Regions from separate parts of the Mus musculus genome. Here region 1 is linked to region 2. A link is a loop called in an ENCODE intact Hi-C map of the cell type or tissue named here. Cell type or tissue: left cerebral cortex. All regions are shown on one strand.

The links. Peaks named below come from ENCODE experiments on the same cell type or tissue, not always from the same donor. Only the 100,000 strongest peaks of a DNase experiment are listed, where the experiment ranks them.
Region 1: a loop joins it to region 2, with 7 times the contacts of the local background. A loop is called at or near these places in 2 of 42 quality-filtered maps.

Annotation. Positions count from the first base shown.
Region 1 is chr4:45,751,620-45,759,619 of GRCm38, reverse strand. No RefSeq gene overlaps it. Among named protein-coding and RNA genes, the nearest start is that of Gm12409, 8.6 kb to the left of the region's middle. In left cerebral cortex, a CTCF peak has its summit at 3,413; DNase peaks (open chromatin) are centred at 3,551, 4,407 and 5,289.
Region 2 is chr4:45,696,148-45,704,147 of GRCm38, reverse strand. All of the region lies in intron 1 of Gm829 (predicted gene 829), which reads right to left. Among named protein-coding and RNA genes, the nearest start is that of Gm829, 17 kb to the right of the region's middle. In left cerebral cortex, no CTCF peak of the experiment used is centred here; a DNase peak (open chromatin) is centred at 4,371.

The sequences.
Region 1 (8,000 bases), 55 kb before region 2:
CTTCTGGTGAGAACCCTCCTGGGGGGTGCAGCCTTCTGGGTGCTTTCTTGAGTAGGGGGAGCAGGACCGTCAGGCGCCTCCTGGAGATTTCCTGAGCGCCCCTCCCCCCTCGGGATGTCTTTGTCTTTGTCTCCAGAACCGCAGGCAACTGCAGGGGTGGGTTGGAAGGTGGCACCCCTGCACCAGAGAGATCTAACTGAAGGAGGGGTGGTTGGAACAGATTCCCTTGCACCTTGGAAACCTGAATCAGTCCAGCCTGGGACCAGGCAGCTGAGGACTGAGTTAGTTGCCTCCTGAATGGTGGTCAGAGCGTTTCATGGAGGATGTTTCTTTGGACTATCATGAGTTGGTTTGCCTAAAGCCTAGGGGTGGGAAGGAACAGAGGCCGTTTCTTGAGCCAAAGTTTCCCTGGGATGGCAGGTAGGTGTGGTCTTGTGTGAGTGGCTCTCAAGAGTGGAAGCAGAGATGCAGGGGAAGTGGAAGACTAGATGAAGCCAGGGTGGCCTCTTGCAAGTCAGATGGTGGAGGTTTGACTGCCAGTCTGAGGAAGGCTGAGGAGTGGCTTCGGTTCCGCAGGCAATGGTAAGCCACTGAAAGTCTTTAATCAGGCAAGTCCCTTGGTAAGGATGATGACTATGGTCACTGGGATGGCAGGTGGTGCTAGAACCCAGCCCTGTCCTAAAGAGGTTCTGTCCAGTTGGGAGAGAATGGCACACAAGCCATGGCTCTGCTCTGAAGGCCCACAGTGCTCCATGTATTGGGCAGGGGACAGAACAGCAAGTGAAGGAAGGGATCCCAGGTGTGGCTTGACCACAGAGACCTAGGGAAATGAGATTGCAGTCATGGAGACAGGAGTCTGGCCAATGAAGAGTAGAGGTCACGAGGACTGGGGACAGGGGAAGGGACAGCATGGACAGGGATAGAGAACACAGATCTAGGAAGTATAGGTGGCTGGGACTCGGACTCTGTGAGGGTGGGGGCTGAAGTGCAGACAGCTAGGAGGGACAAAGCAATGGGCAGAAAGGACGATGATGGAAGATTCTCATAAAGATGGAGGCTGTAAAGCCTGCTGTGCCTGAGAGGTCACGGGGCTGAGGTGGGGGAGCCAGCATCTTGCTAGGACTTCCCAGCTCACACTGCCGTCTGGGTCCCGATCCCTGATATTACATTTCTCCGTCACCCACTCATAAATCCTCTTCCTGCCTGGGGCCCAGAGCCCTTGAACAGAGAACAGTTTGATTTAAAGTCAAGACTGGCAGCAACGGGGTGAAGGAAGACTATCCAAAGACGAGCCGGGTCCTCCCTGGGGTCAGCACTGTAATTAAAACAGGGCCATCTCTCTTCCTGAGAGCCTTTCTAGAACACAGGATGCAGGGGCTGATTGTCTCCTGCCTCAGAGGCCCGTGGAGCATTCAGACTGGCAGGCAAAGGCCAGAACTGTACACACCAGCTGGGCCAGCTCCCAGGCAATTGTCTCCTTGCGGGGAGCCAAGCTGTAGGTGGGCCTCTCCCCTGGGCTGAAGGTATCCAAAGGTGAGTGAGCTTGTGACTAATTAATACTGCACAGGAAATGAGACCCGTACCACTTCCAGGGTTACAAAGACTGACTTTCTTGCTAATGTTCAATCTCTCTCTCTCCATTATCTCTCTCTCTCTCTCATGGTCTCTCTTCACACACCACTGTAGCAAGCTGCCAAACGAGACACCCACACAGCAAGGAAATCAGGGTCATCTGGTCAGTCAGTGAAGAGTTAAGGCCCACGGACTTGGGTGTTGCTTATGGTCAAGAGGACTGGACGACAGGCAACAGATTCTTTGAGCTGACCACCTGAGCTTTCAGATGGGACCACAGGCCCCCGGTAGGCACCTGGACTGAAGAGGTGTAGCAGGAGGCACAGCTAAGTTATACCAAGTCGTTGGAACAGAAATGGGAACCATTATGAGCCACCAGGTTTGGGGGTCCTCTGTTATACAGTAATCACTAACTCACACACCTGCTGACCGGAGCCAGTCAGCTGCTTGCCGGGAGTCTCCGAGTTGCCCTCTGAGTAAATGGGCTGATTATACTCAGCCCAAAGCACTGTGCAAAGGAGACTACACAAAGGCAGAGGGAAAGAGCAGCATCCTAGGTAAAATGCTAAGCACATGGGGTGTGTTTTGTGGCTGCAATTCTTCCAGAGACAGGCTGGGGAGAGCATGGTTTGGATGGCCTTGGAGAAGTCAAAGAACCTGTCTGTCCTCAGGTCCCTCATCTGTAAATGGGGCCATTGACAGGAGCAGAAGAACCTTCAGTGAACTTCTCAGCATGTTTCTGAGGAGAAGGAGAGAGTGGCTGTTTAGGGGAGGCCAGGGCACGGTGGAAAGAACACAGGGCCCGGAGCCAGGTACCTAGCCTCAGTCTCTACCACATTAGCCAGATGTAAAAGGTGGGGCCATCTCCTTCCTCTTCTTCTGCAACCTCAGTTCATAATGAGCTAAACTGTCTCACGTGCTATCTGGGAGCTCCCTGCCAGCCTGCAGGTAGAACACACAAGGGAGGACATTCTTTTCCGTGTTGAGAAGAGGCACGGGCTAGGGCTGTGCATCCTCACGGAGCAGATATGCAGATGAGGCCACCGGACAGAGGCACTGGAAGACAGCGCAGAGCAGAACTCGAGAGCCATGTGGAGTGGAGGCTAGGGGTCACCCGGGAGTTCCGCACTGGACAGGCTGGAGGGTGGGTGTGTGGCTCTGTTGCTCAAGCCTGTGTGAAACTCTTTTCTAATCCTCAGCACAACAGCAGTGGGCGTGGTAGGTTGCACTTGTAATCCAAGCGCTAGGGAGGTAGATACGGGAAGACCAGATGCTCAGACCATTCTTGGCCATGTAGCCCATCCTGGAATACATGAAATCCTATTTCAAGAAATTAAAAGGTCCTGGTGGGGCCTTGAATGCCAGGCAGAACAGCTTTGACTTCATACTGAAGACAGAAGGGTCCTGTGACCCTCATCAGGATCCAAGTAAACTCCGGGAAGGCCCTGCCAAGGAACTGGGCCAGCACCCTCTAGAATCTTAACTCTTGGTGGGGAGGGTCACCAGAGGCATGAGACTACCACAATTGCTCTCCCTCATGCAGGACTCAGCCCTCGCTAAGAGAGAGATCATCTGCTCCAGGATATCTGTTTTGCATCCTGGTCAGTGGACTGGCAGCTCTGACCCTGTACAGGACTTTGAGAATCCCTGAAAAAAGACACAGTAAGGCCTTTGACCTGGACTCTCCCGATGGTGCTCAAGCCACCAGGCATTCTCACCATCTGGGTGACCCCACCTCACTTCAGCGAGCAGCCTGGTTCCTTCTCTCTCCATCACTCCTGCACAAAAACAACACCATTTTCCGCTGTCCCTCCCTCTACGCCCGGCAGGGGTTCTGATATCTGCTCGGAGCATCCCCACATTCTTCAAAAGACGTGTTTGGAAACAAGAAATTGCTAGAGAGATGATTCAGGCCTTGGCCTCCGGTTGTGTCTGGACATAAGCAGACCCATCTGTGCCGCTTCCACTGCCAAATTCTGTCATCCGGCTCCATATGGCCGGCTCCCTCCGCCCTCCCTGCTCACAACCTGCAGTCTGTCCCAGCTCACTCGGCAGGCAGGCGATGGCTACACCGAGAATCCAGGGAGAGAAGCCTTGTCCCAGCAAGCGGCATCTCCGCACCCCTCCTGCCCTTCTTAGGACCACTATGGGAGCGCAGAACACAGCGTGGCTGGGTTTCCTGGGCTCTCTTCCTTCTTGTCTCCACAGAGACATAATGTGGAGTCTTCAAGCTGAGGAAGACCCAAGGAGACTGAGCTCTTGCCACCCTCAACCCCCACCCCCAACATATGGAGGTAACTTCCTGGCCGGTGGGTTCAGTTGTTTGCTGTTCCAGTCTCTTTGTCCTAATGAGAGCACCTGCAGGCCTCTCAGCATCTCCCCTGCAACCTGACTTGGCACTTAGTGCCAGGTTAACTTGTCTGGCTCCCCCCAACATCTTCAAGTGGGGACCTACCCTAGTGTTCTGGTCCTGTTCATTTCCTAGGTCGGACACTTAGGTCCGAGAAGACAATAGCAGGGAAGGGACTCTAAACTGTCGAGTACCAAAGCTCAGAGAGTGAGCCTTGGGCTTGCAGGTTACAGGCCGGCATGACTTCCAGTCTGAGCAAATCCATTTCCAGACCAATGCTCATGGTCAGATTAGAAAATCATCCTCCTGAGAGGATTTAAATCCCGGGGGGTGGGGGCACTGCGAGAGGTAAGAGGGTGACGTGGGGATGAGGGAGGGCGGGCTGTGGGGAGAGGCTGGCTGTATGGCAGTGCTCCGGCTCCAGTACAAGATGGGAAGAAACAATGAGCTCCCGTGCCAGCCAAACAAAACACATATGCTGCCCAGATCTGACTCAAGGTCTGTCAGTATAAAACGGGTACGGAAGCAAGGGAGGGGACAGAGGGCTGGTTTTAACAAGGCTACACTGGACACAGACATAAAGGCCCTGGGAAAGAGGGTTAGCATATGGCGCTCATTCCCAAGCTCAACCTAGGCTACAAATGGCTTGTGGCACTAATAGGCATGCTCCTTCCACAAAAACTCCCACCCAGGGCTGTATTAGATTCTGTGACTTTCACTGAATCAAGTATGCTCTGACTTCCAGGTGAGACAAGGCGTGGAAAGAGAAGAAAACACACCGTTCCCCTGGTGGGCAGGTCTGTGGAATGTCGTATCCCACGTAATGAGTGACTCAGGGTCAGTTAAGCTTAGAAAATACCTCATTAAACAAAGTTCAATGTATTGCACCACTCTGAATTTCTCCGAGCCTTTACCATGCTAACATGTATTACACGTTAAGGTACTTCGAAGTATCTGGGCCTGTCTGGGTCCCTAACGGCTTTGAGTGTTCCGTTCTGTAGTGAGGTCTGATGAGGGAGAATCTCCTGTTTGGAGAATGAGGCTAGGTGAAGGGTTTGGCTGTATTCAGGCTCCAGGAACGTTTCAGCACGAGGCATTTCCTCAGTGGGTTTTGCATAAGGGACAGCTGCTCCCTTCATGGTCTGCCCAGGGAGGGGGATCTTGGGGGTTCAATCCCTGAACACATTTGCATGGGAGAAACACTGTGTTGATGTGAGAAACCCACCCAGAGTTCACAGTAGAGGAGCAACAGGACCGGAGAGCATCCCATGTCTGCCTCATGGTTCTGTGGCCAAGAAAGGAAGAGAAATCAATTCCAGCAAGCAGGGCTTGCTCTCCCGCTCCATGGCTGTGAGTCTCAGACAGAAGCCTGCAGTGGCGCTGCCTGCTGCGTTCACAGCCAAGGCTAGCTCCACTTCTATGAATAAAATTTAGAGGTTCAGGACAGATCTGAAAACCAATTGCTCTCCCCCACTCTTCTTCCAGCTCTCTCCACTTATTGTCTGCAACTCCTCTCTCTCTCTCTCTCTCTCTCTCTCTCTCTCTCTCTCTCTCTCAGTTTAGGAATCGATAGCTCTTTGTTCTGGAAATCTCCAGCTAAAGGAGAGTGGATGGCTCAGGGTTGAGGCTCATCATTGACACAGAATCAGGACAGAACATTCCTGGAGAAACGGAAACCAAAGCCAAGGTCTGGCTACCTGCTCGTTCACAGAACTAACTAGTTCTCCAAGAACTAACGTCTGGGACGAGCCATAACCAGTTTCAAAACTGCCTCTCAACTCTGATGGAAGCCTGTTCCTCACAATGCAAAGAGAGCAACCCCACTTCTTCGAGGGGTGGGATTGCGTGTGAGGACCTGGGCAGGGAGGTGGGAAAGTTTGCCTGGGGAGAATTGGAAAAGGCTGGAAGCGTGGAACAGGGTGACATTTCAGACCATCTGTGGAAACCCCCGTCTGTGCTCTGATCTGCCCTGCTTCCATTTTTATCTGCTAATTGGGCCCAGCCTTCATGGTCTTGGGAAGTCATGGGGGGCTTTGCAGAGGCTGCATGGTGCATGCCTGCCTGTGGTTGGTTTAGGCTCTGTCTACACTGCTTCTGACATGGATCTGAGGGCTCTCGATGGAGGAGGGGGTTGGCAGGAGGGAGAGGTTTGATTTGAAGGACGAGCAGAAGGTGCTTGCTGCTGCCCATCTTGGCGACAGAAGGGAAGGGGGGCTTCCCCACAGCCAGCCTTGGGGATTTCTCTCCCACTTTGTCCTCACTCTCTCTTTGGCAGCCCTGGGTATTCGAGACACACAAGCCAGCAGTCCAGAATTGCACTCCCAAATAAGGAAGAAAATGGCTGGGAACTCCCTCCCCCACTGTCTGTAGGGCAGGCTACAGGCTTCCTCTGACCCTGGGGACTCTCCAGTGGACTGCTGGACTGTCTGGTTCCAGGGCAAGCCTCTGGTATATCAGGCTGGTGGAGGAGGTTGTAACCCACAGTCTCTGGCTCCATCCAAGCAAGACACAGGAAACATTCTGGCTAGATCTGAGGCTGGATGTCAGCTCAGACTGTCTATGGCCTGAGTGTTCCAGGCAGGTTTAAATCTGCAGACAACCGGCAGAACGTCTTCTCTTCGTCTGGCTAACAGTTCCCAGTTCCATCAAAACCAGTCTCAGAGCTGTCCCCAGTTTTCCCATACAAAAGGTGAAGGCGACAGACTGTCTTTGGGCTTTGCAGGCATCAGGGCATTGGATCTAGAGTGAGTGAGGTCTCATCTTGACCATAGTTAGGACTTCAGGACTGACCCAAGCATGACCAACACAAAGCAGGTCTTCAAGGTCCGTGGGTGACCTCCAAAGAGGAGCCATGCTCCAGAATACTGCCGCTCCATGTGTCCTCTAGACCACTGGTGCCACTTTGCTGGTGATGTCATGCTGGAATTGGCCACATTTCTGTCACTGTGGCACAACACCCGGCAGGGACCATTCAAGGAGGCAGGTTTATTTGGGCTCACAGTTTCACAAGGATGTGGGTCCAGCATCATGGCCACCTGTGGCAGCCATGCATGACACAGCAGTTGCCTACATTGTGAGGCTCCAGGAAGTGAGAGAGCAGGGGTTTGGGGTGTGACCTTCAGAGGCCTGCTCTTACTACCTCTTTCCCCATTCAAAGGTTTCCCCACTGCATAAAGGTCCCACGGCCTCCAAAAACATGCCACAAGACCCCGAGAGGGACATTTCATACTCAAATCATAGCAGACAGGCATAGGTGTGAAACATGGAGAAAGACAGTTTCACAATTGTGAGGGAAGAGATGTATAGAGGGAAATCCATCTCTTCACTCTGTGTGTATGTATGCACATGTGTGTGTATATGTGAGCACACAAATATACACACATGTGGAGGACAGAGGTTGATGTCTAGAATCATCCTCATCACTTGTTTCATCGAGGCAAGTTCTCTCAATCAAAGCCAGAACACACCGATGGTCTCATGAGCCAGCTCACTCTTGGATCCCATCTCTGCCTCCCGAGGCTAGAATTACAGAGGGGCTACCTTGTTCACCCCACATTGACATGGGTCTCAACTTGCATACTCGGGTGTTCATGCTTGTATAGCAAGCATGTTAAGTGAGCCATCTCCCCAGCTAGGGTTTGTTTAACAAAGCCTTTTTAGAGCCTCTAGCAGTAAGGATGCTATACGACCTGTGAACAGAGAGCAGCAGATTCCCCTAGACGCATGGTCATAGATTCATGTTCCAGGAGAGCGCGTCAGTAGACCAGGTCTTCCTGGAACCCATTACTGGACAGTCATTTTCATCACACACCTGCCTACCTTTGTAAGAATTGCCATTCATCAAAGACTGGGAAAGGAGGCCAGGCTGGGAGTTTAGCTTAGTGGTAGAGCATTTGCTTAGCATGCAAAGGTCTCAGATTCAATCCCAGCACTGCCGCAAAATAAGTAAAAAGTAGTATTACCCCCCTCTCTTTCACACACACACACACACACACACACACACACACACACACACATGCACACACACACACACCAGTGGGGAAGACAGAATGAGACTGGAGAGAACTTGGCGGGTGGC
Region 2 (8,000 bases):
GGAGCCAGTTCCTCATGTCAGCTGACTCCCTTTCTCCTCCTCCCCGCCAGGTAGTTGGTGGGTGGATTAATTCAGTGACGCAGCCAGAATGGGCAGCTATTGCTGCACTTTGTCAGACTTCAGATCTGAGGTTTTGAGCATCTTCAGAGGGATCAGGGGAGGAAAAGGAAGGAGAGTGTTGGACTGAAATGGAGCTCACATCCTGGTTCTCCCTTGGCAGTTCACTTGTTGTCAGCATGGGCTCCCTAACTCTTGCGCCTCGATGAGACATCATCTCCTCCCTCCCTTAACCAGTATCAGCACAGTCCAAACCAGGTTGCACTGGGATTTAAGCCTGTGATTGCTCTGCCTGGTGAGGACTCAGGGAACTGTTCTAAAGACAGGAATCTTGTGTTCTTGTAGAAAATGCAAAGTTTTGGTAGTATCTTCTTCCAATACAAAGTTCTAGCTCCACTAAAGAGGTGCACCATTTCTACAAACTTCAGTAGTTTGGGGGGCCTCGAGTCTAAATTCCTGGGGTTCTAGGTTTCCCTAAGCAGAACCTGCCTTTAGCACAACAGATCTACTTGGTGGAGCGCTTCCTCACTGTGGCTCTCCGCACTCCTAAGCCCCAGATCTCCTTTCACTGCAAAGATGAGAATTTTTTTTTTTTACAAACAAAGATTCAGCCACAGTTCTCGCCCTTAGCTCCAGTTGGTCGACTGCCCTTCGTTTCTCATTATCCTTCTGCAGGATGTCACACTTTCTTAAAAACCGCCCAGTTTCTTCATCTTCCTTCTTGGCACTGTTTTCGCTGTCCTTCAAACACACATCCCCTTGTGCCATCAAAGGTGCTATCATCCACTGGGACATTTTCCCAAGCCACCACTTGAGAAAGGCCCCTTCCTGCCCATCATGGAATTGAGAGGAGCAGAATTGAGAGGCGCCAAAGACTTTTGTGTTTCGCTTGGAGCAGGAGGTCCTTGGCAAAGCCAGCCAGCCCGCCATCCTGCTGCCTCTTCCCTCTACTGGAGATCTACTAGAAGAGACTGCTGGGAAGATGAGAAGAGGCTCTAGGAGAGGAATAGAGCAGGAGAACCTTCCAACATGGCCTCAGTGTGGACATCTGTGGAAGCAGAGCAGAAAAGGCAGAAGGGTCAGAAAGGAAGAGCGTCACACCCAGGGCAGTTCTGAGAGGAGCCCGACCATGCCCCAGCAGAGTTTCAAGCAAAGGCTCCTAGAGGAATTCCATGACGGGCAGGAAGGGGTCAGCTCCGGTGTCTCCATAGATTTTGACTGGGAGCAAGGACTGAACCTAAGTTCCAGCATGGAGTTAACTGCCAGTCAATTCTTCCCTACCACAGTCTTTTTAAACGACCTTCATGGCCACCACAATATCTCCACTGGCTTGGCTCACCTTTGAGACAATGCCATTACGTTTAGTTTATTGACTTGGTCAGGCAAAGGCGTGAGTCAGACTGAATCCAATCACTGGATCTTGTTACAAATGCTGGCCCTGCCACAGAGGAGAAATTGGAAGAGAAGGGAGAATTCCAGGAGATATTGAACCAAGTGATTAGTTAGATAAAACAAACCGTTACCTGGTTTCAGTGGGATGGGGGCACTGGAGGCTCCAAGCAGGCTTCTCGGTCCAGCAATGCTGTCATTGGAATGTAAGGGACCTGGGTTATGAGACCAGCAGCATCAGACAGTGTGTGCTTGGAATCCATTAATATCACATTTTAAAAAAATGCAGGAGAAGAACCGACTAGGATGACGACCGCTCGAGCCTCCAGCTGTACCTGGGGGTTATCTCATCTCTGATGGAATGCCTGACTGACAGTAACCACTTAGCAGTGGGGGTGTTCGGGCTCACGGTTCAGTGCATACAGTCAGTTAGGTCAGGTAAAGCATAGTAGCTGGGCATCTGTTGAGGCAGCAGGAACTTGCCACACAGCTTGTTATGTCTCAGTGGATCAAGGAGTAGAGGCAGCTAAAGCCAAACCTGGAAGCCCTACCCCCATAGTCCCATGCCCAAAGGTATTCTACAACTTTCCAAAACAGTGCCTCCATCTGAAGAGCAAATGCTCAAACAGGCGAGCCTAGGGGGACATTTCACATCCGAACCACAGCAAGCAACTGGAGCACAACAGGTGGGAATGACATGGTGGTCATGAACTTGGGCTGGCCTGTGACACTTCAGCTCTTCTGTGAGAAAGGCAATGCATCCAATGAAAGGGGAGGAGAGTCTCTTAAAATCTCTGGAAGGTGCAAATTAAATCCAGAAATAACAAAATCAACTAAACACAGAGTATTAATGCATTTGTGATAAATTTAAAAACAAACCAGATATTTGGTATTCACTGGGTTTGCAGTATAAAGGAGGATTTGACATATCTCGGATTACATTGTAATTGTGTAATTGGGTAATTGATTTGAGACTTGTGATTTTAAATTAAAAGTTGTAAGATAATTTGATTAGTTTTGTAAACAGTTTATTGAAATGTTTACGAGAGTCTGGTATTCACTGCATTCATGACTCTGAGTTATTAAATTTGCGGGGTTAGTTAAGTGCTCGGAAGGGGTTTGCTTGCTAGGTCAGGCACGGGAAGTACTCCAAGCAGACACAGGAAGCATCCACTTGCTGATGCACTTCAAACTGCTTAAAGGAATTTAATAAAATGAGTTGTAATGAGACTGTTTAAGGGAGTTTGGATTTGCAATTAGGGTATTCAAACTTGAAATTAAGCTTAAGGGCTTAGGAGGAAAACAGGGAGTTTTGTTAGTTCTTCTTTTTCTACATCAAAAAATAAGCACCTATGGGGGCTGAAGAGATGGCTCAGTGGTTAAGAACACTGACTACTCTCCCAGAGGTACTGAGTTCAATTGGCAGCAACTACATGGTAGCTCACAACCATCTCTAATGGGGTCTGATGCCCTCTTCTGGTGCCTCTGAAGACAGCTGCAGTGTACACATATAAATAAAATAAATAAATAAATCTTTAAAAAAAATAGTACCTTCAAGTCATCAAGAACTCCCCCAAGCCAGCCCAAGTTCATGACCACAGTGTCATTCCCACCTTGTGCGCTCAAGTTGCTTGCTGTGGTTCGGATGTGAAATGTCCCCCATAGGCTCGCCTGTTGGAGCATTTGGTCCTCTGATGGTGGCACTGTTTTGGAAGATTGTAGGAACCTTGGGACACGGGGCTATGGAGTTGGGGCTTCCAGGTTTAGCCTGAGCTGCCTCTGTTCCTGACCCACTGAGATGTAACAAGCCATCAGGAAACACTCATTCTGTTTGAGAACCTGTCCATCATTGCTCTCTACCCCACACGTCGGTTGCTCAACGTTGAGCAGTGCTACCAGAATGCACCTCTCAGCTCTAACCAGTACCAAGATCGTATGCCTCCTTCCTGTCTTCAGTCCTACCAGTCTGACCTCCCTGCCCCTCACCGATTCCCAGAGTCTGTCTCTAGTCCTCTCTCCTCTTTCTTGCCACTGGGAGAATTGCAGCCATACTGATAAGTGGAGAGTGGAGGTCAGCCTCCTTGGATCCTTTGTGTGCCTGCTGGCCTGAGGCAGCCCAAGAAGTGTGTGGGTGGTTCCTCTAACTCAAAGTTGAAGGTCCTCTTCTAGAAGGGTGGTCAACATGATCTCAATTAGCCCAGCCTGCTCTTATCATCGGTGCCCACTGATGGATCTGGGCATGCGCTATATGAGAGACACCACTGCTCCCCCTGCCTTCCATCTCTCTGCTGCACCTCTGAGATCTGAATGGGGGACAGAGACCATCACTATGGTCAAGTTGGCAGTGCTGTAACCACAGCCCTTTCCACGCTGTAGCGGACCGAATCACCCTGATACAACTCAGTCTCTGCCGTTTCTGGCCATCCACTGGAGACCAAGAAAGCTACGTAAGGCTACGTTTTGTAGCTGAAGCCCAAGAGCAAGCGACCCTAAGTAAACCCTCTCCCTCTCTGAGTCCGGTTCCTCCCGTCCCTTACAAAGCAACTAAGCCACTCCCACACCTTTGTCTGAGAAAGGCACTCTTTTGTGAGCACAAAAGAGCACAAGCAAAGATGGAACCTTGTTATCGATAGTGAGCGATGTCAGCCCAAACATCAATCAGTGGAGGAGTCTTTGAATAAATCTATGTATAAAACACATAGACTGTGTCAGTCCGGGTCCAGCACCAAAAGCAATTAGCACAGTCATTTCCTCAATAACACTGTAACATTTTACTACACAAATTTTCAAACATAAAAGAACATTGAAAAAAATCAAAGTAAACACCCACAGGCTCATGACAACTCACATTTGGCCTATTTTTAGTCCTCATTTAGCCATCCAGCCATCTGTCCATCCACCTGATCTGGTGGGTGTGTTTCCACATAAGGCAAAGACAGCAATATGCTTTACCTAGAAACACTTCAACACGTGGGTCATTACCCAGAGTCCCATATGTGTTTATCTTTTTAAAGTACATTTTTATATAAGTAAATGCACAGGTCTTATGTCTGCTAGTCCAAGGATTTGGGTAAAGCCGCCCACCTGTGTAGATGAAACCTCCCATGAAGACTGAGAGCAGCCACAGCAGAACTTTCCCTGGTGCTCTGTCCAAACTGATCCCCCCCACAGCCCCCAGTGAACATGGCTCTGATTTTTTCAATCTTGGTTTTGTCTCTGCTAGAACATTCTACAATCTGAGTCTCATTTTGAATGGCATGCTTCGGTCAGCCTTCTGTTTTGAAGACTTGCCCGTGATGTTGTGTATAGTGATGGTTTAAGTCTTGGTTTTACCCAGTCAGTGATCCATTGTGGGCCATAGTTGGTCCTCTTGGTGTACATATGGGGTGTCTCTGGTTTAAGAATATCACAAGGAAAGCGCTTTTGCACTAGACGTCTCAAATCCTTCCTGTGCACGCATGTTTTCAGTTGCCTTAGGTAAATCCCTAAGACTGAATTTTCTTGTTTATAGGGAAGATAAAGCTTCACACACACACACACACACACACACACACACACACACACACTGCCCAGTGCAGAGTCTATCTAGCTTCACCCTCCCTTTATAATACATCCTCTTGGGCCCTCTTCCATGTTCTCTATGTTATTGGGCTTTGCCTGGGATTAATCCAGGGCACCTGGCATGCCCAGGGTTTGAATGACTTACAAGGAAGGGCTCATTCTAGACACCCTAACTACCTTGTCAATGCTCCTATTGCTCCCCCAGAAACCATTAGGCTCCCCTACCCCACTGGCAGAGTAGAAACTAGGCAATAGCATTGTCTGTAAGCTGACTGTACCTAAATGCACCATGAGCAGAACTGAGACCCATGCTCTCCAGTCTGAGTTCTCTGAGCCCATTCAGAAGGGCTGGGCAGGGCTATGAGGTGGAAAGATGGCTAGACTCCAGAGGCCATGTCTTAGGCTCAAAGCCAACTGCATGGACCGCCATCTGCAGGGGCCACAGGGCAGGGGGCAGGGGAATCTCAGTGGTTTTACAGCCTTAGTGAGACTCCTCTTCACCCAACAAAACTATGGCACAGAAGCTAAGAACTAACGTGGAACACTGGACACAGATGTTGGGTTCCGGTCCTCAGTGGAGGCTCTACACATGTTTCATAATGCTCCTATTATAAGAAAATTTAAAATATTGTACACTGTAGTGGTAGAAGCTGCCACTGGCTCTGGCTGCCTCTGATCTGCTGGATTTCCTTAGACTGCTTGAGTTTGCTGCCTCAGAACCTCATATGTTCCTGCCTGTACAAAGGCAGAGATTAGGCAGGCTGAGGTGTGGTGGCTGCTGTTCTATGAGCTGGGACAAGCCAGGGGTCGCACCCAGGTAAAGGAAGCCCTGCCCACTGTCTAGGCAGCTCCTCCCCAATTGAATTCCCTCCTACCATCCCTTCATCATCATCATCTCTCTCTCTCTCTCTCTCTCTCTCTCTCTCACACACACACACACACACACACACACACACTCACACACTCACACACACACACACACACACACCCCACAGGCACATCCACAAGTGAATAAATTAAAATGTAATGTCTAGAAACAAACACACACGGACCTGACCTGTCACATCTCCAAGAGGGGAGTGGTTCCTGACTTTACACTAACCCTGCTGCATTTAACACATCTACACAAGCAGGGCACCACCTGTGGAGGGTGGAGCAGAGCCTAACGGGGCCTAAATCAGGAGCCCGATCTCCTGTGTTCCACTTGGAACACAGCCCCTGCGAGCTCAGACTACCTAGCCTCTTTGTGCCTCCATTTTCCCCATAAGATTGGAATGGAAAGGGACTTAAAATGGCACTAGTAGTGGCACTGGAATTGTTGCAATGCCTAGTGAGGATTAAATGAGTATGCATGGGAGGATCCATGGGTGGAATAACATAGACTCCATGTATTGGAGTCCTCAATACAGCACGGTGTTAGAAAGAGGGGCCTGATGGGAGGGAGTTAGGACACATGGCTGGGCTCCACCATCTTCCTCATGATCTCCCCTGCCTGATGAGGACACAGGACTAATCCTGTCCTAAGGATGCAGAATTGAAAATGCTATCTTGGAATCCATCTTTTTCTTGGCCCCCAAGCTTCCAGAAGCGTGAGAGATAAATAACTCTACCTATGAAGTACTTAGATTGGCTGCTTACTAAAGAAGGTACCAGTGCCTTTGGCCCTTGGAGTTTCACCACTGGGGCACAGGACTTACTTGTGAAGAGATGGGTCTGGTGTATCTAGTGTGCCTGTGTCTGACTCCACCTCCAGCCACAGAAATGTTCCCAAACCTCTTCCCATTGCGTTGATCCCGCCTGAGTGGCCACAGCAAGGCCTCGATGACGCTCATCACATTTGGAGCTCACAGGGCCTTCACTTTCCACGGTTGTGGCTTCAAAATCCCTCTGCTTGTTTAAGACTCCATTTCTAAAAGTCAGACCTTTGCGGCCAGCTAATGATGTCCGTGGAGACAGTGGAAGCTGCAGTGTGCAGCCTGGCCCAGGAGATTCCCAGAGAGCACTTTGCCAGGGGCACTTTGGGCTGAAGTCAAGAGAAGTTGTTGAGTGCATCCCCAGAGGACAGGGGCCCTGGAAGTCAGAGCTGAAAGACTATGCACAGATCTCCTACCTCTTCTTCCTCCTCCTCTTTCTCCCCCTCCTCTTCCTCCCTTCCTCTTTCTCTTCTTCCCCGCACCCCCTTACTATGTTGAGATGTGAGACAAGCCCAGAGGGTCCTGTCACCAGGCTTGCAATCTAGGGCTGATGCCTGCTGTCACTCCTAGGATAGCAGGTCCTGAACCTGAGGAGGAATCAGAACCACCTGGAAAGACCAGGCTGTGCCAGTGGGTCTGACAAGTTCCTCATGGGCCAATGCTACTAGTCCAGGAACCACAGTGAAAGCCACTACTCTAGGAAGCTGCCTTTCACCTGGGAAAATGGAATAGACTCAAAGCTAATATTGCCTTCTGGGAGAAAAGAAAGAGACAAGCTAAAGTACTAGAGGTCATGTGAAGAGTGATGCTAGAGGGAAGGAAGCAGAATAGAAAGAGGGACTTCCTGCACACATTCAGACTGCAGTGAGGGGAGCACAAGCCTTGTCTACGGGAACACTGACTCACTGGTTTGTGCAAGTGCTGGCTCAGTACCTGCAGGAACCCAAGAGCGAGCAGTGCTTTAAATGCCCTGCTGTAGCACTTGGCTTGCATTACTCCAGTCCCAGCTCTGCCTCTGGTGCCCCAGAACCTACCAGTAGCCAGTGATTCTGTGGGCAGCAGATGCCACCTAAGGGGCTCAGTGTTCTCGTTGAAAACTCTTCTTGGTTTGAAGGCTAGCACTGAAAAGCCTGGACCAGGAGGTGTGTGGGGCTGTGTGTACATGTGTCTGTGTGTGTCTCTGTGTGTACATGCATGTTTGGCCATGCATGCGTGGTGGTGGTGGTGGTGGTGGTGGTGGTGGTGGTGGTGGTGGTGTGTGTATATGTGTGTGTGTGTGTGTGTGAGAGAGAGAGAGAG